3 separate regions of the Homo sapiens genome follow, and regions 2 and 3 are each linked to region 1. Evidence: read pairs that join two places in POLR2A ChIA-PET (ENCODE). Cell type or tissue: Panc1. All regions are shown on one strand.

Region 1 (8,000 bases):
GAATTTGGGTATTGATGTTGCACAATGGATAAGAAGAATGAATAACTAGTCTTTTGCAAAAGGAAGCTTTTACATGTCTCTCCTCTTTCCATCTTCTAACCTTCATTATTTTCAAGAAGAAAAGAGGCTGGGCATCGTGGCTCATGCCTGTAATCCTAGTACTTTGGGAGGCTGAGGTGGGGGGATCACTTGAGGCCAGGAGTTCAGGACCAGCCTGGGCAACATAGACCACATCTCTTTGAAAAAAGGAAAAATTAGCCAGGCATGGTAGTGTGTGCCTGTAGTCCTAGAAACTTGTGAGGCTGAGGAGGGAGGATCACTTGAGCCCAGGAGTTTGACGTTGCAGTGAGCTATGACCATGCCACTGCACTCCATCCTGGGTGGCAGAGCGAGACACTGTCTCAAAAAAAAAAAAAAGAAAAAAAGAAAAAAGAAAAGAGCTAAGTGTCATGTTGAAAATGGTCTATAAACACTTGGAAGCCTTGTGGTAAACAAAAGCTTTATTATTTTTTCTTTCATTAAAAAAATGGAGCACTGAAGAGAAACAGAGTTTGGACCCCTGGGTTCACCCCACACTAAGCAAAATAGCCCCAGATAAAGATGGCGCAGCTCACGCAGAAAATGAGGTTGACGTCCAGGAGGGTCTTCACCAAGGGGTTTTCTTCCAGGGAAACTATGATGGCTTCTGCTCTGGCCGGGAGCTCTTCCTTGCCCTTCTCCTGTATTCCACAGAGCCACAGGATGGCCTTCACCACTTTGGACTGCTTTGGGGTCATGTCACCTAGAAAGAACCCAGCAAAGGAAGACCGTAGAGGTGGTCTGTATCTCCCAGAGAGGTGAGACAGGGACACTCACCAGATGTGTTCAAGTGCTGGGATTACAGGCGTGAACCACCATCCACTATGCCCGACTGAAATCTCCCTTTTTTTTTTTTTTTTTTTTGAGAGAGTCTCACTCTGTCGTCCAGGCTGGAGTGCAGTGGCGTGATCTCGGCTCACTGCAACCTCCACCTCCCAGGTTCAAGCGATTCTCCTGCCTCAGCCTCCCAAGTAGCTGGGACTATAGGCATGCGCTACCATGCCCGGCTAATTTTTATATTTTTAGTAGAGACAGGATTTCACCATGTTGGCCAGGCTGGTCTTGAACTCCTGATTTCAAGTGATGCACCCACCTCGGCCTCCCAAAGTGCTGGGATTACAGGCCTGAGCCATGCTGACCGGCCAAAATCTCTCAATTTTTAAATGTTAACTCACATTTTGTTGAAACTGTAGGTGGGCTAAGCCAAAATATGTCTGCAAGCCGCCAGTTTAGAAGCACTAACTGAGAGAAGGCAAGTTGTGTTCCTGCCTACCCATGTGCAGAGAATAAGGATGAAATGAACCAACCGTGTCTCCGTAGGCACTCAACAAGTGTTTGTTTGCTGTTAGTGCCCGTAGGAAGCTTGTTGAAAGTTACTAAAAACTCCTTTCCCATGGCCGGAGCGTGGGGACAGATCAGACACTGGAGCCAGAGGATGCTAAAACTCCAAGTCTGCCCACTTTCCTGGCTTGTGATTTGATAGGAAAAAAAAAAAAATCAATCCCTTTAACACGTACTCCTTCTTGCTGTAACTGAGGAGAGAAGCTACTCACAGCTGTGGGTTTTAGACGTGTTTTCTTGAACCATCTCGAACTGGACGCTGCTGCTGCTGCTGGCCTCTGGCATCCCGTTCTGAGAGAGGGTAAGAGACAAGGGAGCTGCTGGTGGTGCTTGTTCCTTCTGGACCACGGGGTCGTGACGAGTAAACCAGGTCAGGTGGCTGACCTAAGGAGCAGGGATGAATGATGAGATTTGTGGTGGAGGTGGGGCCGGGGTTGTCCATCCTTTTCTCACACTCCCCACCCAACCCCACACTCAGCCTTTGTGTCTGAATCTGCTCCCAGCCCCACCCTCCCACCCCATCCTCCAACAAGCATCATGTTCCTGCACTCTTCAACATCAGCGCACAATTCCCCTGCTCATTCCCACGTCTTTCTCCGATAAACCCCATCCTCCTGTTGCTGGGATGTGATTATCCCTCATTCTAATCCCCAGAGCTTAACCCTCACCCTAGAGTATTGCAGGACCCCAGAACTGGTCATTTCAGCTCATCCGTTTCTCTGGCCACAGGGATTGAATTGGTTCACGGATGAGCATGTGTCCTGAGCTGACTCCATCAATGGAAATCTAGAAATTCTCTAGAAATTCTGGGACAGAAATATTAATGCTTATTTTTACTTTTTTTTTTTTTTTTTTTTTTTAAAGACAGGCTCTTGTTCTGTCACCCAGGTGGGAGTGCAGTGGCATGGTCATAGCTCACTGCAGCCTTAAACTCCTGGGCTGAAGCAATCCTCCTGCCTCAGCCTCCCTAGCAGCTGGGATTACAGGCATGAGCCATCACGCCCTGCTAATTTTTTCTTTTCCTTTTTTTTTTTTTTTTTTTTTTTGTGAGACAGGGTCTTGCTCTGTCACCAAGGCTGGAAGTGCAGTGGCATGGTCATAGCTCACTGCACCATCAAAACTCCTGGGCTCTGGCAATCCTCCCACCTCAGCCTCTCTAGTAACTGAGATTACAGGCATGAGCCATCACGCCCTGCTAATTTTTTCATTTTTTTAAGAGACGGGATCTCACTATATTGCCCAGGCTGGTCTCAAACTCCTGGCCTCAAGTGATCCTCCCATCTCAGCTTCCCGAAGTGCTGGGATTACAGGCATGAGCCACCGCACCCCAGCCTTATGTTTACTTAATGACAGTAAAAGAGGATGTATCTCTAGAAGATACTGGGCTCCATATGGGACCTAAGAATTGAAGCAGAAGTGCAGATGGATTCTGATGACCTTTTCAGAGTCCCAAATCATCCTGCCCCTGAACCTCAACCCTGGACTTTTCAGCTTTTTGGACAATCAGTCTCCTTCGCTTAAGTCAGTTTGAGTCAGTTTTCTGTCACTTCCAACAAAAAGTCTCAACGGATCTAGCCATCAGCCCAAATGTACCATCTCCTTGGAGGGTGGCTCTGTGAACCAGCTCACGGTGGAGACAGTGATGAGGGTGACCGTGGACAGGATCATGGAGAAGTAGAGGTAGTGAATGCTCTTCACCAGGACCGGGCGCTCATCTGGCTGGTCGCATCGAGGCTGCACGTAAATAAAGTCCAGGACCAGCCTAACCAAGCCCAGGAGCAGGCCCGAGATCAGGCCCCAGAAGGCACCCTGCAAAATCAGAGCAAGATCATCTTAGAGACGCCAAGGGCTCTGGCCTCCAGGAACCTCAAGAAGCCATCTCCAGGACTTGTCTTTCTTGTGGTGGTCACTGCAAGCACGGGTCAGCAATTTGAAAAGGTTCTGCAATACTTAACCATTTATCTTTTTATAATGAATTGATTACTAATAGTTTACTAACTCCCTCTTAATTTAGCTTCCCTGTTCAATAACAAAAAATGCATCAAGATACTTTTCATGAGAACCTCTCATTGCTTTTTTTTTTTTTTTTTTTTTGAGACAGTCTCACTCTGTCGCCCAGGCTGGAGTGCAGTGGCGTGGTCTCAGCTCACTGCAACCTCTGCCCCCCAGGTTCCAGTGATTCTCCTGCCTCAGCATCTGAGTAGCTGGGATTACAGGCGCCCACCACCACACCCGGCTAATTTTTGTATTTTGAGTAATGATGGGCTTTCACCATGTTGGCCAGGCTGGTCTCAAACTCCTGACCTCAAGTGATCCACCCACCTCGGCCTCCCAAAGTGCTGGGATTACAGGTGTGAGCCATCGCAGCAGCCCTCTCATTGCTTTTTTGCAAAGGTCAGATAAACACCCTCCCTGTATCTTCCACCAATGGAACTCACCCTCCCTCTCAACACCCAATTCCAGCCTGTGTCTCCCTCCAACACCCTCCCCTCCCATCCTATCCCAGTCCTCAAGGGGCAGCACTTGGTTCTGGCATAGTGGGAGCCATCCAGAGCTACCTTTTCATTGGTCCTCTTCCAGAAACATCCCATGATGAAGACCACCGCCACAGGCGGCTGCAGGTAGGAGCTGATGGACTGGATATAGATGAAGAGCTGGCCGCCCTGGCTGGCCTGGACCACAGGGATCCAGAGGATGGAGACCAGGACCAGCAGCAGCACAAACACCCTGGTGCCGGCGGCGAGAGGCACAAATTAGCATCATCTGAACATTTACTCCTCTTTCCCTCTCTCTGTCTCTTTTAATAGACAGGGTCTTGTTCTGTTGCCAAGGCCGGGGTGCAGTGGTGAGAGCATAGCTCACTGCAGCCTCCAACTCCTGGGCTCAAGTGATCCTCCTGCCTCAGCCTCCCGAATAGGTGGGATTACAGACACATGCCAACACTCCCAGCTTATTTTATTTTATTATTTTAATTTTTTTTTTTGAGACAGAGTCTCACTCTGTCACCCAGGCGGGAGTGCAGTGCGTCATCTTGGCTCACTGCAACCTCTGCCTCCTGGGTTCAAACGATTCTCCTGCCTCAGCCACCTGAGTAGCTGGGATTACAGGCACACGCCACCACAGCTAATTTTTGTATTTTTAGTAGAGATGAGGTTTCACCATGTTGGCCAGCCTGGTCTTGAACACCTGACCTCAAGTGATCCACCGCCTCGGCCTCCCAAAGTACTGTGATTACAGGTGTGAGCCACCTCGCCCAGCTGGGTTAAAATTATTTGCTTATTCTCCTCCTTCCCTGGCTCCATGAAGGCAAGAACTGAGCCCTTTCATGGTTATGTGCCCTGTGCCTGGTACACAGTAGGTGCTCGTTCAGCATCTCCTGAATGAATGAATGTCTTGCACATGGAGTCCTAATGCTCTTCAGCCTGGATAGGTTGCTGGCTGAACCTGGACTTTGCCTCTGGGTGGGCTCAGCTCTCTCTTCCCCCTGCCCCAGCCCCACCCAGTGGGGACTTACCTGCCCACAATCATGAGCTCCTTCTCAGATGCCCGAGGCCGGAGGTGATTCCAGAGGTCCATGGTGAAGATGGTGCTGGCACTGTTAAAGATGGAGGTGAGGGAGGACATGAGAGCCGCCACCATCACAGCCATCATCAGCCCACGGAGCCCTGGGGGCGGAAGGGAGGTCATGGGCCTCGGTCCTTTTCTGCCAAAGCAGCCGATCCCAGTGGGCTCAACTGGAGGAGGCAGAACCTCAGGGAGGACGGCGGGGCAGAGCTTCCTGCAGGACGTAGCCTTTCTTGGGGAGCCCAGAGTCTTCCTCCCCCACCAGCCCTCCTTTCTTGACCCTGCCTTGGATCAGAGCCCATCCGGTGATCTCCTTTCTGGGTGCTCCAGGGGACTTGATTCAGGAGTGAAGGGACATTACCTGTGGGCAGGAGTTCCAGCACGAGTTTGGGATACGCGATGTCCGAACAGCCTGAGGGGTTGCTGCAGATCTTCTGGCAGATCTCTGGATCTGCACAGGCCACTTGATCTACGAAGGAAACACAGGCCCAGAGGTGAGCAGTCAGGCCCCCAGAGCCCCAGGCCCAGGCAACATGGGGCCGGACACAGGCTTATCATATGGAAGTTTATAGCTCAATGAAATAAAAAAGAGTCTAGACTTTATAAGCTGTGACCTTGTTACTTACGCTTTCTGAGACGAGTTGCCCTATTTGTAAAACTAGGATAATAACACGACTTTATAGGAAGTGCTGGAAAAAATTCAGCTATTGTTATCGTAACCCAGATGAAGCTGGGACACCTAGTGGCCAATCTTACAATAATGTCTTTTTTTTTTTTTTTTTTGAGACGGAGCCTCTTGCTCTGTCGCCCAGGCTGGAGGGCAGTGGCACGATCTCAGCTCACTGCAACCTCTGCTTCCCAGGTTCAAGTGATTCTCCTGCCTCAGCCTCCCGAGAAGCTGGGATTACAGGCACCCACCACCATGCCCGGCTAATTTTTGTATTTTTAGTAGAGATGGGGTTTTGCCATGTTGGCCAGGCTGGTCTCGAACTCCTGACCTCAAGTGATCCGTCCATGATCATTAACTCACTGTTCAGTAACATCTGCTCACCTGTCCTGGTTAATGAATCATTTCCTATACGTAGATTCTCTTGTCAGAATGCTTCACACCCTCTGATGCCTGAAATAAGATGCCTCTAGCCCAGTTAAATCCAAACATAGCACAAAACCTTCTTCTTCCACAAACCCAACATTAACTGAAGGTTTACTATGACTCAGGAGCTGCAGTAAGCTTTGTACATACACCTCATTTAATTTTCACAACTCTATGGGGGAAGATACTGTTATTATCCCTATTTCAAAGACAGATAAACTGAGGCCCAGAGGTTAGTTTCTCCAGATTATATTGCTAGTAAGTATTATGGCCAGGAGGCAAACCCTTAGTTTATTTCAAAGCTCAGGTAGAGAAGATTGGCTCTGTAAATACTGCATTTCTAAACTCTGTGTGTGTGTGTGTGTGTGTGTGTGTGTGTGTGTGTGTGTGTGCGCGCGCGCGCGTGTTTTTGAGATGGGGTCTTGCTCTGTCGCCCAGGCTGGAGTTCAGTGGTGCCATCTTGGCTCACTGCAACCCTAGCCTCACAGGCTCCAGCCTCCCAAGTAGCTGGAATTACAGGCATGTACCATCACACCCAGCTAATTTCTTTTTCTTTAATTAATTTTTTTATTTTTATTTTTATTTTTTCTTGAGATGGAGTCTCACTCTGTCGCCCAGACTGGAGTGCGTGGCACAATCTCGGCTCACTGCAACTTCCTCTTCCAGGTTCAAGCGATTCTCCTGCCTAAGCCTCCTAGCCTGTAGCTGGTATTATAGGCGTGCCACCACACCCAGGTTTTTTTTTTTTTTTTTTTTTTTTTTTGTATTTTTAGTAGAGACGGGGTTCCATCATGTTGCCCAGGCTGGTCTTGACCTCCTGGCCTCAAGTGTTCCTCCCGCCTTGGCTTCCCAAAGTGCTGGGATTGTGTTTTGAGGGTTGTTTTGCTTCTCTCTTAATTTCCATATAGTTTATTTAAAAATATGTGCCATTTCTCATGGATGAAGCTGGAAACCATCATTCCCAGCAAACTAACACAGGAACAGAAAACCAAACACCACATGTTCTCACTCATAAGTGGGAGTTGAACAATAAGAACACATGGACACAAGGAGGGGAACATCACACACTGGGGCCTGTCGGGGGGTGGAGGGCAAGGGGAGGGAGAGCATTAGGACAAATACCTAATGCACGTGGAGCTTAAAACCTAGATGACAGGTTGATTGGTGCAGCAAACCACCATGGCACATGTATACCTATGTAACAAAGCTGCACGTTCTGCACATGTATCCCAGAACTTAAAGTTTAATGAAAAAATAAAAATATGTGCCATTTCTCAGATGGACTTAGCAGAAGAGGGTTTTTTTCCAGGCTCACAAGAACTCAGGATCAGAAAATACTTTTAGGCAGCTGTGGACTCCGTTGAAGATTTAGGAGGGAGCCAGTGGAGCCGTGGTGGAGAGAGAAGTGCAAATAGGGAGGCAGAGTGCTTGGCCCTGAAACTGGCCCTTTAGACCTGGGGTTCTCAACCTTCTAGTGGACTTGTTAAAAAAATAGGTGGCTGGCACAGACAGGAAAAAATGCTTAACATCACTAATCATCAAGGAAATGCAAATCAAAACCTCATGAGATATCATCTCACCCTAGTTAGAATGGGGATCATCAAAAAGACAAAACATAATAAATGCTGGTGAAGATGTGAAGAAGGGGAAACTCTTATACATTGTTGGTGGAGATGTAAATTACTACAGCTAGTATGGAAAACTATGGAGGTTCCTCAAAAAACTGAAAATAGAACTACCATATGATCCAGCAATTTTGCTACTGGGCATATATCCTGATATGGCTTGGCTCTGTGTCCCCACCCAAATCTCATCTCCAATTGTAATCTCCACATGTCAAGGGAGGGAACTGTAATCCCCCCATGTCGAGGGAGGGAGGTGATCGGATCATGGGGGTGGTTCCCCCTTGTGTACTCATGATAGT
Region 2 (8,000 bases), 210 kb after region 1:
CAGGTGTGATGGCACATGCCCATAATCCCAGCTACTTGGGAGGCTGAGGCAGGAGAATCGCTTGAACCCAGGAGGCAGAGGTTGCAGTGAGCTGAGATCATGCCACTGCACTCCAGCCTGGCGACAGAGCAAGACTCTGCCAAAAAAACAAACAAAAAAAACCTCCCCAAAGACCCTAGGGAAACCTCAAGGAAGGGAGCACAGGCTCTGGAAATAAATCGAGTGGGTTTCCATCTTGGCTCTGGCATTTACCAGCTCTGTGACTTACTCTATCCATGCCTCAGTTTATGCACTTGTGAAATGATTCCTAACTCTGCCAAGGAGACTAAACATGCTAATATTTGCACAGTGCTTGTAATGGTCCCTGGAACACAGTAAAGAATGTACGGGTGTTTAATATATCTCCAAGCGCACCACACACCGGTCTTCCTGGCTACTGTGCCGTGTTCCTTGTCTCTCACTCCAACTGCCTATGATCATTTCCCACTACTGCTGGTGCCTCAAATGGCATTTAATCCAATCTTGGGGGGTTCAGGCAGCCTATGTATATTGCTTGGATTGCATTCAACCACACTCTTATAATACCCAAACCACCGCTTCTTCCACATGAATGTGCTTGTGAATCCATTGAGGACCCTGTAGATTCTGATTTGGAATCTGGGGCAGGCCTGAGATTCTGCATTTTTTGTTTTCTTTTTAATTTTTTTTGTAGAGTCGGGGTCTCGCTATGTTGCCCAGGCTGGTCTCAAACTTCTGGGCTCAAGCGGTCCTCCTGCCTCGGCCCCTCAAAGTGCTGGGATTATAGGCATGAGCTACAGTGCCTGGCCTGCATTTTTTTTTTTTTTTTTTTTGAGACAGAGCCTCACTGTGTCACCAGGCTGGAGTGCAGTGGTGCAATCTCTGCCTCCCAGGTTCAAGTGATTCTCCTGCTTCAGTCTTCCGATAGCTGGGATTACAGGTGCCTGCCACCACATGCAGCTAATTTTTGTATTTTTAATAGAGACAGGGTTTCACCATGTTGGTCAGGATGGTCTCGATCTCTTGACCTTGTGATCCACCCGCCTTGGCCTCCCAAAGTGCTGGGATTACAGGCGTGAGCCACCATGCCCGGCCCCAGTCTGCATTTCTAATAAGCTCCCAGGTAATGCTGATGTTGAAGGTTTACGGACCATATTTTTACTTGTTTTTGAGACAGGGTCTCCCTCTGTTGCCCAGGCTGGAGTACAGTGGTGCAATCTTGGCTCACTGCAAACTTCACCTCCTGGGCTCAAGTGATCATTCCACCTCAGCTTCCTAAGTAGCTGGGACTACAGGTGCGTGCCACCATGCCTAGCAAAGTTTTGTATTTTTAGTAGAGACAGAGTTTCACCATGTTGGCCAGGCTGGTCTCGAACTCCTGGCCTCAAATGGTCTGCCCACCTTGACCTCCCAAAGTGCTGGGATTACAGGTGTGAGCCACTGTGCCTGGCCCACATTTGTACTTAACAAATACCTAAACAGTAAAAATTTGTTTTTCTCACCAGTCTTTGTACTGAAGTGAAGAGAGACACAAGAGACACAACGATTCAGAAGAGGATTAGACAGAAAGATATCAAAAGATACCCAGACGTAGGTAGTTTCTGTCATTGCTTCAGCAGTTTTTCCTTTTATTTTTAGTTGACATGTAATAATTGTACATATTTATAGAAGACAGTGATATTTCAATATGTGTATACAATGTGCAATGATCAAATTAGCGTAATTAGCATATTCATCACCTCAAACTTTCAGGCCTCAGTGTTGTGAACATTCAAAATCCTCCTAGCTTTCTGAAAATATGCAATAAGCTACGGTGAACCATAGTCACTCACTAACTAGTGCTGCGGAACAACAGAACTCATCTTTCCTATCTAGCTGGTGTAAGCATTTTAATGCTATCAGTTCTCGTGTCTCTGTGATATTCTTGGCCACAAAATGACTGCTTCAGCTCCGGTCATCACATCCATGACCAAGGCAAAAAGAAGGGGAATGGCTAAAGGGAAGAGCTAGTTCTGAGTGTGCCCTTCTAATATGAAAGCCCTTCTTTCCTTCCTTCCTCCCTCCCTCCCTCCCCCTCCCCTTTCCCTTCCCTTCCTTTCCTTTCCTTTCTTTTTTTTTTTTTTTTTGAGACAGGGTCTCGCTCTGTTGCCCAGGCTGTACTGCAGTGGTGCAATCGTAGCTCACTGCAGCCTTGACCTCCTAGTCTCAAGCAATCCTCCCACCTCAGCCTTCTGAGTAGCTGGAACCACAGGCGAGCCACCACGCGTGGCTAATTTTTAAAATTTTTGTAGACACAGAGTCTCACTATTTTGCCCAGTCTGGTCTCAAACTCCTGGCCTTAAGCAATCCTCCCACCTTAGCCTCCCAGTGTACTAGGATTACAGGCGTAAGCTGCTTTGCCTGGCCACCCCTCATTTCTGATCCATTGTATTTGAGCTGAACAAGCACCTTTAGCATGAATTCTTTCCAGGGAGTTCTCATACTTTCTTTTTTTTTTTTTTTTTTTTGAGATGGAGTCTGACTCTGTCGCTCAGGCTGGAGTGCAGTGGCGCGATCTGGGCTCACTGCAAGCTCCGCCTCCTGGGTCCATGCCATTCTCCTGCCTCAGCCTCCCGAGTAGCTGGGACTACAGGCGCCCGCCACCACGCCCAGCTAATTTTTTGTAGTTTTAGTAGAGACGGGGTTTCACCGTGTTAGCCAGGATGGTCTTGATCTCCTGACCTCGTGATCCACCCGCCTCGGCCTCCCAAAGTGCTGGGATTACAGGGGCGAGCCACCGCTCTCGGCCCTCATACTTTCAACCACATAAAAAGCGCAGTGGAGTTTTTTCCTCTCCACCATTAGCTGTTCCCTTCTTGAGTCAATAACATCGTAATCCTATCTTGAGGGACAGAATCTCAGCCAAATGCTGGTGGGAATCCCATTAATTCCAAGCTCAAGGGGGTTGAGTCTAGAACTGAGGTTGAGCCAATCAGTGCACTCCTTCTCCCTAGGCAACCAGTGATTGGTTCAGGGATGGTGACGGTGACGTGGCCAAATTAACCACCAGGGCTGAAAAGACTCAATCCCGTGTTTTGCTTGAAACACCCGTGAAACAGACTTGCTTTTCCATGCTGAATGTCCACAAACACGGCCACAGCTGTAAAAACTTTTGGAAGGCCAGGCGGGGTGGCTCACGCCTGTAATCCCAGCACTTTGGGAGGCCGAGGCAGGCAGATCACGAGGTCAGGAGTTCGAGACCAGCCTGATCAAAATGGCGAAACCCCGTCTCTACTAAAAACACAAAAATTAGCCGGGCGTGGTGGTGCGCGCCTGTAATCCCAGCTACTGAGGATGCTGAGGCAGGAGAATCACTTGAACCCAGGAGGCGGAGGTTGCAGTGAGCCAAGATTGCGCCACTGTACTCCAGCCTGGGTGACAGAGCGAGACTGTCTCAAAAAAACAAAACAAAAAATATATATATGTATAAAAAGTAAAAACATAAGAGCTTCTGGGCTTTTATGCACTGGGCTTCTGTGACTTGCAGCTGGAAAACATAGTTGACACAGGTAGACATCATAACTTGGGATTATTTTATGCACAGCCTTCAATCAGTATCAGATACCCTTGGAGTACAGTTTCCTTCCCACCACTGGCTCGCTGCCTGACCTCACTCCCCAGAGTTTCGTTTTCTTCAGCTAGAAGAGGAGGAAAACAGAAATGCCTTTATTATGGGGTTAAATGAGATGGTGCTCGTGAAGAACTTAGCACAGGGCCCAGTACACTCCCGTGCCAGCAAGCAATGTCACATTATCCGATGTGGGTTTTCTGAATCAAATTAAAGCTGCAGGGCCCCAACAGCCCAACAGGTCTGGAGAAAGTTTCAGCTCAGCCATCAGAGGGCAGTGGTCCAGAGATGGCTCACAGTGATTCCAAATTTGTTTTAAGAGGGTCTCGCTCTGTCACTCAGGCTGGAGTGCAGTCGTGTGATCATAGCTCACTGCAGCCTTGACCGCCTGGGCTCAAATGATCCTCCTGCCTCAGCCTCCCATGTAGCTAGGATTACAGGTGTACAGCACCACACCCAGCTAATTTTTACATTTTTGTAGAGATGGGGTCTTGCTACGTTGCCCAGGCTGGTCTTGAGCTCCTGGCCTCAAGTGATCCTCCTGACTGGGCTTCCCTTGGCTCACTAGTCTTTTTTTTTTTTTTTTTTTTTTTTGAGACAGAGTCTTGCTCTGTCACCCAGGCTGGAGTGCAGTGGCGCGATCTCGGCTCACTGCAACCCTGCCTCCAGGGTTCAAGCGATTCTCCTGCCTCAGCCTCCTGAGTAGCTGGGACTACAGGCACAAGCTGCCACACCCAGCTAATTTTTTGTACTTTTAGTAGAGACAGGGTTTCACCATGTTAGCCAGGATGGTGTCGATCTCCTGGCCTCGTGATCCACCGGCCTCGGCCTCCCAAAGTGCTGGGATTACAAGCGTGAGCCACCGCGCCCAGCAAGGCTCACTAGTCTTATACTTGGATCACTGCAGTTAGGGTCATTGTGTCCATGTGTTGGGGTTTTGGAAACAGGGGGCTTGGCTGCTATTGTGCTGAGGTCGGAGACGGGGGCCTGGCTATGCTGGGAGCCTCAGGCAAGAGACCGAGTGTCCACCATGAGGTCCTTTCCCTCTTAAGCACTGTCACTTTCCCTGGGTGTTGTAAGAGGGGAGGCGTGAGTCTTCTATTCTTGTGGGGTCTGCCAGTCTCTGGCTCATTTCTAGTCCTGGGGACTCTTCTGCTCCCCTTGGCTGTCACTGCTCTGCCCTTCCTCCCTTTGAGATACTTGTGTTTCTCCTCTTGTCCTTGGGGATGACCCCATACATGTCCCAGAATAATAATATGTTGAAAAACAAAGCCAGAAATGAGGGTTGTTTTCGGAGTTACTTCTGCTTTCTTCCATGTTAATCAACCCTCTTTTTAAACATTTTTTTTTGAGATAGGGTCCCACTCTGTCACCCATGCTGGAGTGCAGTGGCGGTCTTGGCTCACTGCAGCCGTGACATCCTGGGCTCAACTGATCTTCCCATCTCAGCCCCCTGAGTAGCTAGGACTATAGGCACATGCTACCATATCCAGATAATTTTTGTATTTTTTGTAGAGATGGGGTTTTGCCATGTTGCCCAGGCTTGTCTTGACCTCCTGGGCTCCATCAATCCTTCCATCTCAGTCTCCTGAGTAGCTAGGATGACAGGTGCATGACACCATGCCTGGATAATTTTTTATTTTATTTGTTTATGTATTTTGAGATGGAGTCTCGCTCTGTCACCCAGGCTGGAGTGCAGTGGCGCGATCTCGGCTCACTGCAACCTCTGCCTCCCGGATTCAAGCGATTCTCCTGCCTCAGCCTCCCGAGTAGCTGGGATTACAGGTGTGCAACCACCATGCTGGGCTAATTTTTGTATTTTTAGTAGAGACGGGGTTTCACCACCTTGGCCAGGCTGGTCTCGAACTCCTGACCTCAAGTGATCTGCCTGCCTCGGCCTCCAAAAGAGCTGGGATTCCAGGCGTGAGCTACTGCGTCTGGCCTAATTTTTTTTTTTTTGTAGAGACTGGATCTCACTTTGCTTACGCTGGTCTTGAACTCCTGGACTCAAGTGATCCTCCCACCTCGGCCTCCCAAAGTGCTGGAATTACAGATGTGAGCCACTGCAACCCTCTTCTCGTGAGAGAACACAAAGTTTGGTGTCCTTCTTAGAACAAGGGAGGGAAATCCGCTGGAAATAAAATGAGTCAGTATCTCACTACATCATCTTAATAGTGTGAGTGTGTTTATTATTATTTTTCATAGGATTATTCGGCTTATTAAATTATTATTTTAAGTAGACTACAGTGAGGAATATATTACCGGTTTACCCGAATGTAAATATGACTTTGGCTCAAATCGGAGACCTCTGAGATTTGTGATAAGTAGTTTAGTGCAGTGTCTAGTGCCTACAGGAACTGTGATAAATATTAGTGCCCCTGTTTTTCCTCCCTGAGTTTTCACTAAGAACAGCTCCTGGTGAGGTGTTAGATGTCTAGAATTGACTGCCTCTTGTGTAAATTTCAGAGTTACATGTATAATATGACACCATATATATATGTATAATATATACACATATATATATAATTTTTTTTTAAGACAGGGTCTTGCTCTGTTGCCTAGGTGGGAATGCAGTGGCACAATCACGGCTCACTGCAGCCTCTTTTCTATTTTATTTTACTTTACTTTGTTTTATTTTATTTATCCCCTCTATTTTATTTTCTTTTATTTTACTTTTTGAGATGGAGGTTCACGCTGTCGCCCAGGCTGGAGTGCAGTGGTGCGATCTCAGCTCACTGCAACCTCCATCTCCCGGGTTCAAGTGATTCTCCTGCCTCAGCCTCCTGAGTAGCTGGGACTACAGGCGCCCACCACCATGCCCAGCTAATTTTTGTAGTTTTAGTAGAGACGGGTTTCACCATGTTGACCAGGCTGGTTTCGAACTCCTGGCCTCAAGTGATCCGCCTGCCTCAGCCTCCCAAAATGTTGGGATTACAGGTGTGAGCCACCACTCCCGGCCTCCCTTTTGTATTTTAAAATTACAATCTCCAGAGGTTCCCTAAGGTTTGTTGGAGGCCAGAAATAGACCAAGAAGGATGAAGATCTTTGCTGCTTAGAGCCACGACTCAACTAGATTTCAGAGAACGGACTCCCTGTCTATTTCTTGTACAAAAGAAACCCTGTAGCATGGAAACCCCATGTTAGAGACCCAATGGTCAAAAAGGAAAGCAAAGTATACTTTGTGGACACCCTGACTTGTGTTGCCTCGCTCCTCTCCTATTCACTCATTCTTTTTTTTAAATTGTAAGTTAACTTGCTAGAAAATTATTTTAGTTGCACACATAATATATGAATATATCCTCCTTTGAAAAAAGGTAAAACCTAGCAGTTAAGGGTGATGGGTCCTTTAATTGCCGCTGTCAGTCCTGGGCTTCTCTTTTCTGCTCAGTTCACTGAGTTTATAGTGTATCCTTCCAGATGTCTGTCCTTCTTTCCTTCCCTCCCTCCCTCCCTTCCTTCTTTTATTTCTTTTTCTTTCTTGAGACAGAGTCTCACTCTGTTGCCCAGGCAGGAGTACTGTGGCACAATCTCAGCTCACTGCAACTTCTGCCTCCCGGGTTCAAGTGATCCTCCCACCTCAGCCTCCTGAGCAGCTGGGACTACAGGCATGCACCACCACGCCTGGCTGATTTTTGTATTTTTAGTAGAGATGAGTTTCGTCATGTTGGCCAGGCTGTTCTCGAACTCCTGGCCTCAACTGATCTGCCCACTTTGGCTTCCCAAAGTGCTGGGATTACAGGTGTGAGCCACCGCGTCTGGCCCTTTCAGCCCCTTTCAGATGTTTTTCTAAATGTTTCCTTTTTCTCCAGAATCTACATTGTATTGTTGTCTATGAGCTTGATGCTTTATTTAAAAATGTAAAATGGGTTGGGCGCAGTGGCTCATGCCTGTTATCCCAGCACTCTGAAAAGCCAAAGTGGGAGGATCACTTGAGGCCAGGAGTTCGAGGTTGCAGTGAGCTATGACTGCACCACTGCACCCCAGCCTGGGTGATAGAGGAAGACTCTGTTTCTAAAAAAGGAAAAGAATACTAATTAGAGAAAAGACTAGTCAGGGCTTGAGAGCAGGCTTAACTATCTTTACCCTCCAAAGACCTTATATTTCTTCCCATGGAACACATTTGAAATATTTCATCAGGGGCCAGGTGCGGTGGCTCAGGCCTGTAATCCCAGCACTTTGGGAGGCCGAGGCGGGTGGATCACGAGGTCAGGAGATCGAGACGAATCCTGGCTAACACGGTGAAACCCCGTCTCTACCAAAAATACAAAAAAAATTAGCCGGGCGTGGTGGCGGGCGCCAGTAGTCCCAGCTACTTGGGAGGCTGAGGCAGGAGAATGGCGTGAACCCAGGAGGCGGAGCTTGCAGTGAGCTGAGA
Region 3 (8,000 bases), 330 kb after region 1:
AAAAAGAAATTGTAAATATGCCAGCAGAAGTAAAGAACTGAAGTGTTGAGGAAACGTCACAACAAAAAATATGAGTGGAGGGTGGGCGCACTGGTTCACGCCTGTAATCCCAGCACTTTGGAAGGCTGAAGCAGGTGGATCACTTGAGCCCACGAGTTTGAGACCAGCCTGGGCAACATGGAGAGACCCTACTTCTACAAAAAATAAAAAATTAGCCAGGTGTGGTGCGTGTGCCTGTGGTCCCAGTTATTCAGGAGGCTGAGGCGGGAAGGTCGCTTGAGCCCAGGAGGTCAAGGCTGCAGTGAGCTATGACTGCACTCCAACCTGGTCAAACAAAACAAAACAAAACACAAGAATGGAAAATAGTAGAGGATCAGTCCAGAAAATCTAATATCAAAATAATGAGTCCCAAAAAAAGAAAGCAGAAAAAAATGGAATGGAGAGTATTATCCCACAAGTAATAAAATAATGTTTCCAAGAAAATCATAAAAGACATAATTTCATGAAAGACATGAAAGAAAGGGCTCATAGAGCACTTGGCAAAGTATATTTTAAAAGGGTCGCAACGTCATCATCACAACATTGGATTTTCTAAATGTACCTAGGTTAAAAGGAAGTTACCAAAGAATCCTGGGAGGGGAAAATATTGCAAAAATTGCATATAAATGGATTAGGAGTCAGAATGGCTTGAACGCCTGGTTAGCAATGCCAGAAGCAGGATTATGATAGAGAAATGCCTCCAGGTATGAATGCAAATGATTTCCAGTGCAGAATTCTATGCCCAACCAAACCATAAATCAAGTGTCGGGGTAGAGTAAGAACATTTGTGACATTTTAGGCTCTGAAAAATTTTACCTCCCAGGTACCCTTCCGCAGTAACTTACTAGAGCACATGTCCTCCACCTCAAATGAGGAAGCAAACCTAGGAAGAGAAAGACACAGGATGGAAGGCAAAGATCTAATGCAGAAGAGAGGGCGAGGGGAAGACCCAGGAGCAGGCAGTTTTGGGGTACGTCTAGAGGGCAACCAATCTTTGTTGTTGTTGCCGAGACAAAGTCTCACTCTGTTGCCAGGCTGGAGTGCAGTGGCACGATCTCGGCTCACCGCAACACCTGCCTCCCGGGTTCAAGCGATTCTCCTGCCTCAGCCTCCCAAGTAGCTGGGACTACAGGCGTGCGCCACCACCCCCAGCGAATTTTTGTATTTTTAGTAAAGACAGGCTTTTACCATGTTGGCCAGGATAGTCTCAATCTGACCTCAACTGATCGGCCCATGTTGGCCTCTCAAAGTGCTGGGGTTATAGGCATGAGCCACTGTGCCCAGCCATTTTTTTTTTTTTCGAGATGGATTCTCTCATTCTTGTCACCCAGGCTGGAGTGCAGTGGTGTGATCTCTGCTCACTGCAACCTCCACCTCGCAGGTTCAAGCAATTCTCCAGCCTCAGCCTCCTGAGTAGCTGGGATTACAAGGTGCGTGCCACCACGTCTGGCTAATTTTTGTATTATTGGTAGAGACAGGGTTCCACCATGCTGGCCAGGCTGGTCTCAAACTCCTGACCTCAATTGATCCTCCCACCTCGGCCTCCCAAAGTGCTGGGATTATAGGCATGAGCCACTGGGCCTGGCCCCAATTTTTATTAGATAGGTAGAAAGAAGGTTCTGGAGGGGAATATCCCAAGAAAAAGGGTAAAACTGATGAACACTTATTTGAATATCCTGGGAGGAGGTTTGTTTCCAGTGAGCCATAGAAAATCAAACTTTTGAAACGGGAGTTGATATTAATTCCAGGAAAAACAACATTTTACATGAAAGCAATCCTACTATACCAAGTGACTCAATGTGGAACTGTTTATATAGATATATAATAATGTATACCACCATTTTTATTTAATCCAAATGGTAAAACTTTTATTGAGAGGGTGGGAGAGGGTAGAGGTGTATGTGTGTGGGTGTTGCTAAAGTCAATTGTGGCTCATACTTGAGACTGAAAAATCAAGTAATAGGAGGAGTGTGTTATTTACATATAACATTCTTCTTTTCTTTTTTAAAGAAAGAACTAGCAGAGTTGAAATGGCCTGTAAAGAATTAGTCAGCATATAATTAATTAGAGTAGGAGAATGAAGTTTTTGTTGTAAGTCTTTTTTTTTTTTTTTTTTTTTGAGATGGAGTTTCGCTCTTGTTGCTCAGGCTGGAGTGCAATGGTGTGATCTTGGCTCACTGCAACCTCCGCCTCCCGGGTTCAAGTGATTCTCCTGCCTCAGCCTCCTGAGTAGCTGGGATTACAGGCGTGCACCACCATGCTCGGCTAATTTTTTGTATTTTTAGTAGAGACGGGGTTTCACCATGGCCAGGCTGGTCTTGAACTTCTGACCTCAGATGATCTGCCCACCGCGACTTCCAGAGTGCTGGGATTACAGGCGTGAGCCATCACACCCGGCCTGTTGTAAGTCCTGAAGAACTTTATGACTTTTTAAACAATGTACAACTTTGTGAGAAAAATTAAATTCTTAAAGCCTGCAAAATTGAGAATGTATTATGATCTGGGCAAATTTAATGAAAATGCTAACTACCACAGACATATCCTGGTAGAAAAGTCAATATCGGTGGGGGGAGGGGGAAGATGGAGAATCACACTGGTTTTGGACTTAAAGGTAACTCTAAATGCCTGAAGGCACCAGAATTTTGTTTTGTTGGCATTTCTGTTTTATTGTTAGTGGCTTTTTTTTTTTTTTTGACAGGGTCGCACTATGTCACCCAAGCTGGAGTGCAGTGGCTCACCGCAATCTCCAGCTCCGGGGTTGGAGTGATTCTCAGCCTCCCTAGTAGCTGAGATTACAGGTGTGCACCACCATGCCCATCTAATTTTTTTTTTTTTTTTTTTTTTGTATTTTTAGTAGAGATGGGGTTTCACCATGTTGGCCAGGCTCGTCTTGAACTCCTGGCCTCAAGTGATCCACCCGCCTCAGCCTCTCAAAGTGCTAGGATTACAGGCATGAGCCACCGCACCCGGCTGCTAGTGGCATTTAAAATTTTCAGATGTTTATTTGTGTAATAATTGAGATTGTAATTTTAAAAAATTGCAGAGGGGGAAACAGTTGCTAGTTTAAAGAACAAGCAGCTTCTTCTGCCCTCTAATGGCATAATTCATCCTTGGTTCAGAAAAATAATGGCTAATTTCAGTTTCAGAGATGAAGAAACTATGAAGTAGAACAGAAAAGAAGGGACGATGGTGTGCACAGGAAGATGAGAGGATGTGATGTGTTCTCAGAAAATAGGCAGAAATGTCACAAAATGTATAAAGATTGAGACTGTACCATAATGAGAAGCTCTGAAGAGAAAAATCAGCACAAGAGACATCAGAAAATTAAAAAGGAGCAAATCAGGATAAACCAGATCTCATATAACCATTATCAAAAATATCGGGGAAGCTCCTGGGCTTCCAGTTGACTGGCCAGTTGAAATAATAAACTCTTAACCTATCAAAAAATGGTCATCCTAGAAGATGGGAAGAATATAATCCAGGAATGTAATATGATAGGTCAAAACACACAATTATCAACATTTTATTTTGGTACCAAAATTTATACAAAAGAATATTTTAAATCCTAAATATATAAAATTTTGGATAAACAATATTTAGTCTAGAATTTTAAGATGTGATTTTTTTTTCTCCAAGTGGTTAACCAGTTCACTCAAAGCTTATTGAAAAACCTATCCTTTTTCACATTTACTTATGCTCAAACTGTTGTGTATTATATTTGGGCCAATTTATGGTGTTGTATTCAATTCCACTGACTTGTCTGCCTCTTCTGGCACCAGTGCCATAATGTTTTGAAAATTGCATATTTTCCCCCTTCAGCCCCCATAATAGCCAGGGGAATGAGGGCTGCGTGATCCGGCCTCCTTCCTGGCAACAAGACCAGCTATAACAAATCTGTCTCTGGACAGAATCTTCTTCCATCCCCGTCAACATGGTAGCCTACGCTTCAGGTTTCCTTTGTGCAATTTTCATCATATTCAAAGTGACTTCAAAGGAAATTAACTTCATTTGCTCCATGGCCCATCCCTGTTTCTTCAGATGATGGTGTGTTCCTAATACCCAAGATCTTCTATTCAAGCTTTCCAAGAGGCCATCTGCCTTCTCAAGGAGAGAACTGTCAGTTGTCTTTATTTCGCCTTCTCTCCATTAACAACAAAAAACTTTTAAGATGTGGTGCTATGGCAGAAATGCCATATTTTTAGCTATGTCTGCCCCTTCTGTCTTTTCCTGAGTTTCTAGCACTAATACAGTTTTCCCTGGCTTCATTTTTCATATTTGTGTTTATTGGTTTTAGTTTTTAGGATACAAAAAGAAATCAGTCTACCAGCTTTATATATCATTAAGCTAGGTAAAAACATATTTTAACAATTATCAAAATTTTGTTAATGGGCCAGGTGTGGTGGCTTATCCCTGTAACCCCAGCACTTTGGGAGGCCCAGGCAGGAGGATTTCTTGAGGCCAAGAGTTTGAGACCAGCCTGGGCAACACAGCAAGACCTATCTCTACAAAAAAAAAAAAAAATTATTTTTAATTAGCCAGGTGTGGTGGCACACACCTGTAGTTTCAGCTACTCATAAGGCTGAGGTGGGAAGATTGCTTGAGTCCAGGAGGTTGGGGAAGCAGTGAGCTATGATTGTGCCACTGCACTCCAGCCTGGGCAACAGAGAGAGAGAGAGACTCTGTTTCTAAACAAAAAAAAAAAACAACCCCCCCAACCCCGCCAAAAATTATTAAGGTTCCAGTTGTTTCTACCAAAGAAGATTTTAAATTCTAAATGTATGTCCATTCTCATATGAAAATCTTACCACAGAGACTTTAAAAATAGAAACCTAAATTGAAAACATTCACACTGGCCAAACCAACTTCATAGTAAATTACAAAAGAGCCACATTTCAAGCAAAGTGGAAAAGCAAGATTCACGCTGGTGTTGGCTTTAATATGAGATCACTGTTCACCCTTCATTAAATTTAATAAAAGGTAAAGTGCATAAAGGAATTAGCAATAGTTATTTTTAAAAAGTCCTTTTAACATGATCCTAAAAATAATCTCAAAGGCTTTTATCAAAGAGGAGCCTTGATAAGCTGTTTATACTTTAGATCCATACTGAAAGAATTTGCCTGAAGTCTTTGAATGTTCCTATTAATCCTATTTCTTTCAGATCCGTATGCTGAAGTTATTCACATACAGCAGCTTCATGGTACACTTTCTCCAGGATTTAAGTAGGTGACCTTAAGTCTATTCTTTCCTGACCATTCCAATTCTCAAAATTAAAAATGTTTGTGGAAAAATTTAATGTCAAAGGATGTGTTTATGACATAAAGAAAATGCAGGGTACACGCTCGCTCTCTATATTTTATATATACACGCATATACATACGTATATATATACATACTATATATAGGAGGCTTTTTTCTAGTTAAAAATAAGACAACTGCTGAAGCTAAAGTAAATGAGCAGTGGTATAAAAACTCTCAGAAAGGACATGTTTCAAATCAGAGGTTTTGTTCTATGTCTAGCTTTATACAGTAAGAACAGCATTCATTAAAGGCGCTGAAAGACAGGGAAAGTGGACAAGTACACGGAGACACTTGCGCAGACTGGGATGAATAAACTATTACGTTTATTAAGTAGCTTTTTGCTCCTCTGAAATCCTGGCTTAAATATTTTGGAGCAGGTTTCGCTCCCTTCATTTGCCATGCTGACACTAGCAAAGGAGTGATTTTTAAGCTCCTGATTTTAACACTCTGGAGTATTCTTGGCACACAGAAACACCTAGGTCCTTGAAGGATACTACTTTTCAAACCTGCAGTAGGCCAAAAATTAATCCCTCCCTTGAGAAACGGACATGTCACCGGTTGTCTGTGAAGTCTGCTCTTATTACTAGCTTCTACACATATTTCTTTAGGCCAGTGTGTGGGTAAGAATTAACTTGCTTGGCAAAACACAATCTCAAAGTTTAAAACAAGGTAATTTCATTATTTCAAACATTTGTTACTATGTGCAAGGCATGGTTTGGCTTCCGGAATATAAACTAGACTTTTTGTGGAAGTCATGCTCAGTCCAGTGAGTGAGATAACCAAACACAGCCCACAGAAAACAATTTGGAAGGTGTTACTACAGCATATCCAGGGATGCTACCGCACCTCAGGCACGTATGGGGGCGGGCGGGCACTGTGAGGGAATAATTCCAAAACAGCAACTTTTTTTTTTTTTGAGACGGAGTCTCGCTCTGTCACCCAGGCTGGAGTGCAGTGGCGCGATCTCAGCTCACTGCAAGCTCTGCCTCCCTGGTTCATGCCATTCTCCTGCCTCCCGAGTAGCTGGGACTACAGGCGCCCACCACCACACCCGGCTAATTTTTGTATTTTTAGTAGAGACGGGGTTTCTTCGTGTTAGCCAGGATGGTCTCGATCTCCTGACCTCATGATCCGCCCGCCTCGGCCTCCCAAAGCGCTGGGATTACAGGCGTGAGCCACCGCGCCTGGTAACAGCAACCTAACTCTTGAACAATGAGCAGGAAATTATGAAGCAGGCAAAGGAGGAAGGAAATTCCAGCCAGATGAAACAGCTGAGTGCAAAAGATAGGGAGACATGACATGGTTTTTTGGGGATCTGCAAGAGGTGGAGTCTTACTTGCTGGCTTACTCTTCCACATAGTAGGGGCGAGTTGGATTAGTTAGGAGCTGGCTTGAATATCCAAGGCTGGACTGAGCCTTCACTGGCAGTGGACTTTCCTGCTTAACACAAGACATCAAGTACAACTGGAATTTTTAAGGATTAAATGAAGTCCAAGCACCTGGCACAGTGCCTTGCAAATAAGTTACTTCTTAAATTGTCTTCAAAGACTAGTTTTGTTAAGCAGTGTTCAGCACCTTAATCCGGGTTTGAAGGTTAGCTGTTTGGGTGCAGCAAGGTGAGTAAGGAGCAGCAGGTTATGGGCATGTTAGCGTGTGGCTGAAACAACAGGGCATAGGATACTAGTGAAGGGAAAGAGTAGAAAGAAGAGAGACTGGGGGATGAGTTGAAACTTCAGCCCCAAATAAGACCAACAAAGGATGGAGCTGGAAGACCAAGTCGTGGATGAAACATTAGAGCTTAACTCCAGTGTTTCTCCAAGAGAGGAATTGCCACAGGTGCTGAGTAACTAGAAAATTATCATAGGAGTGGACTGCACTTAAAGAAAAGGTCAGTTTAGCTTAAGGAACAACGAGCTTAGGTAATGAAACTGACCTCGGATGATGGAATGTATGATAAAAAAAGTTCTGGGTGCCAGATCCTATGAACGTGAGAGATCTAATCCAGATTTTTGGTCCAGATTAGCAAGAATTAACAGTAAATCTAGCTGGATTATTTTAAAGTCAAAATGGCAGTGTGTGTTGTGTGTGGGGTGGGGTAGAGTTGGAATGGTTAGGCCAGACATCCCATCCCGTGCAACAGGGGTGTCTGGGAATAAACAAATGTAATCTAAGCATCACAACGAAAGGAGGGCCCTTCAGAAGAAAGTTAATTTGATTCAGAGGCAGCATTTCCCTAATTCAGTTCTGAACAGCTTTCATGATCTTTACAGTACTTGCCTGTCACCTATAGAAATATAACATTCTAAAATTTTAAAATCACTTAGTAAGTATTGCACTTAAAAAACACATTTAAAAAAAGTATGTCTGTATACCACTTAAAATCGATGACTGGCTGGCGCAGTGACTCACACCTATAATGCCAGCACTTTGGGAGGCCGAGGCAGGCAGATCACCCGAGGTCAGGAGTTCAAGATGAGCCTGGCCAACATGGTGAAACCCTGTCTCTACTGAAAATACAAAAACTAGCTGGGTGTGGTGGCCGGCACCTGTAACCCCAGCTATTTGGGATGCGGAGGCAGGAGAATCCACTTGAACCCAGGAGGCAGAGGTTGCAGTGAGCCGAGATCATGCCACTGCACTCCTGCCTGGGTAAGAGTGAGACT

What was found. Peaks named below come from ENCODE experiments on the same cell type or tissue, not always from the same donor. Only the 100,000 strongest peaks of a DNase experiment are listed, where the experiment ranks them.
Region 2: POLR2A ChIA-PET joins it to region 1 with 17 read pairs; 4 of 35 experiments call an interaction of 5 or more read pairs at or near these places.
Region 3: POLR2A ChIA-PET joins it to region 1 with 15 read pairs; 3 of 35 experiments call an interaction of 5 or more read pairs at or near these places.

The regions. Positions count from the first base shown.
Region 1 is chr16:24,904,109-24,912,108 of GRCh38, reverse strand. SLC5A11 (solute carrier family 5 member 11) reads right to left here. Exons shown (of 17, transcript NM_001352248.3): 12 at 5,345-5,452; 13 at 4,934-5,084; 14 at 3,978-4,146; 15 at 3,013-3,228; 16 at 1,632-1,803; 17 at 483-781. The coding sequence ends at 576. Among named protein-coding and RNA genes, the nearest start is that of SLC5A11, 62 kb to the right of the region's middle. RefSeq lists an enhancer at 5,160-5,660. In Panc1, a CTCF peak has its summit at 5,703 (motif pointing left); no DNase peak of the experiment used is centred here.
Region 2 is chr16:24,690,873-24,698,872 of GRCh38, reverse strand. It overlaps a transcript of TNRC6A not described here. Among named protein-coding and RNA genes, the nearest start is that of LINC01567, 24 kb to the right of the region's middle. In Panc1, no CTCF peak of the experiment used is centred here; no DNase peak of the experiment used is centred here; H3K27ac peaks cover 3,937 bases.
Region 3 is chr16:24,575,984-24,583,983 of GRCh38, reverse strand. No RefSeq gene overlaps it. Among named protein-coding and RNA genes, the nearest start is that of RBBP6, 40 kb to the right of the region's middle. RefSeq lists an enhancer at 7,909-8,000. In Panc1, no CTCF peak of the experiment used is centred here; a DNase peak (open chromatin) is centred at 3,153; H3K27ac peaks cover 848 bases.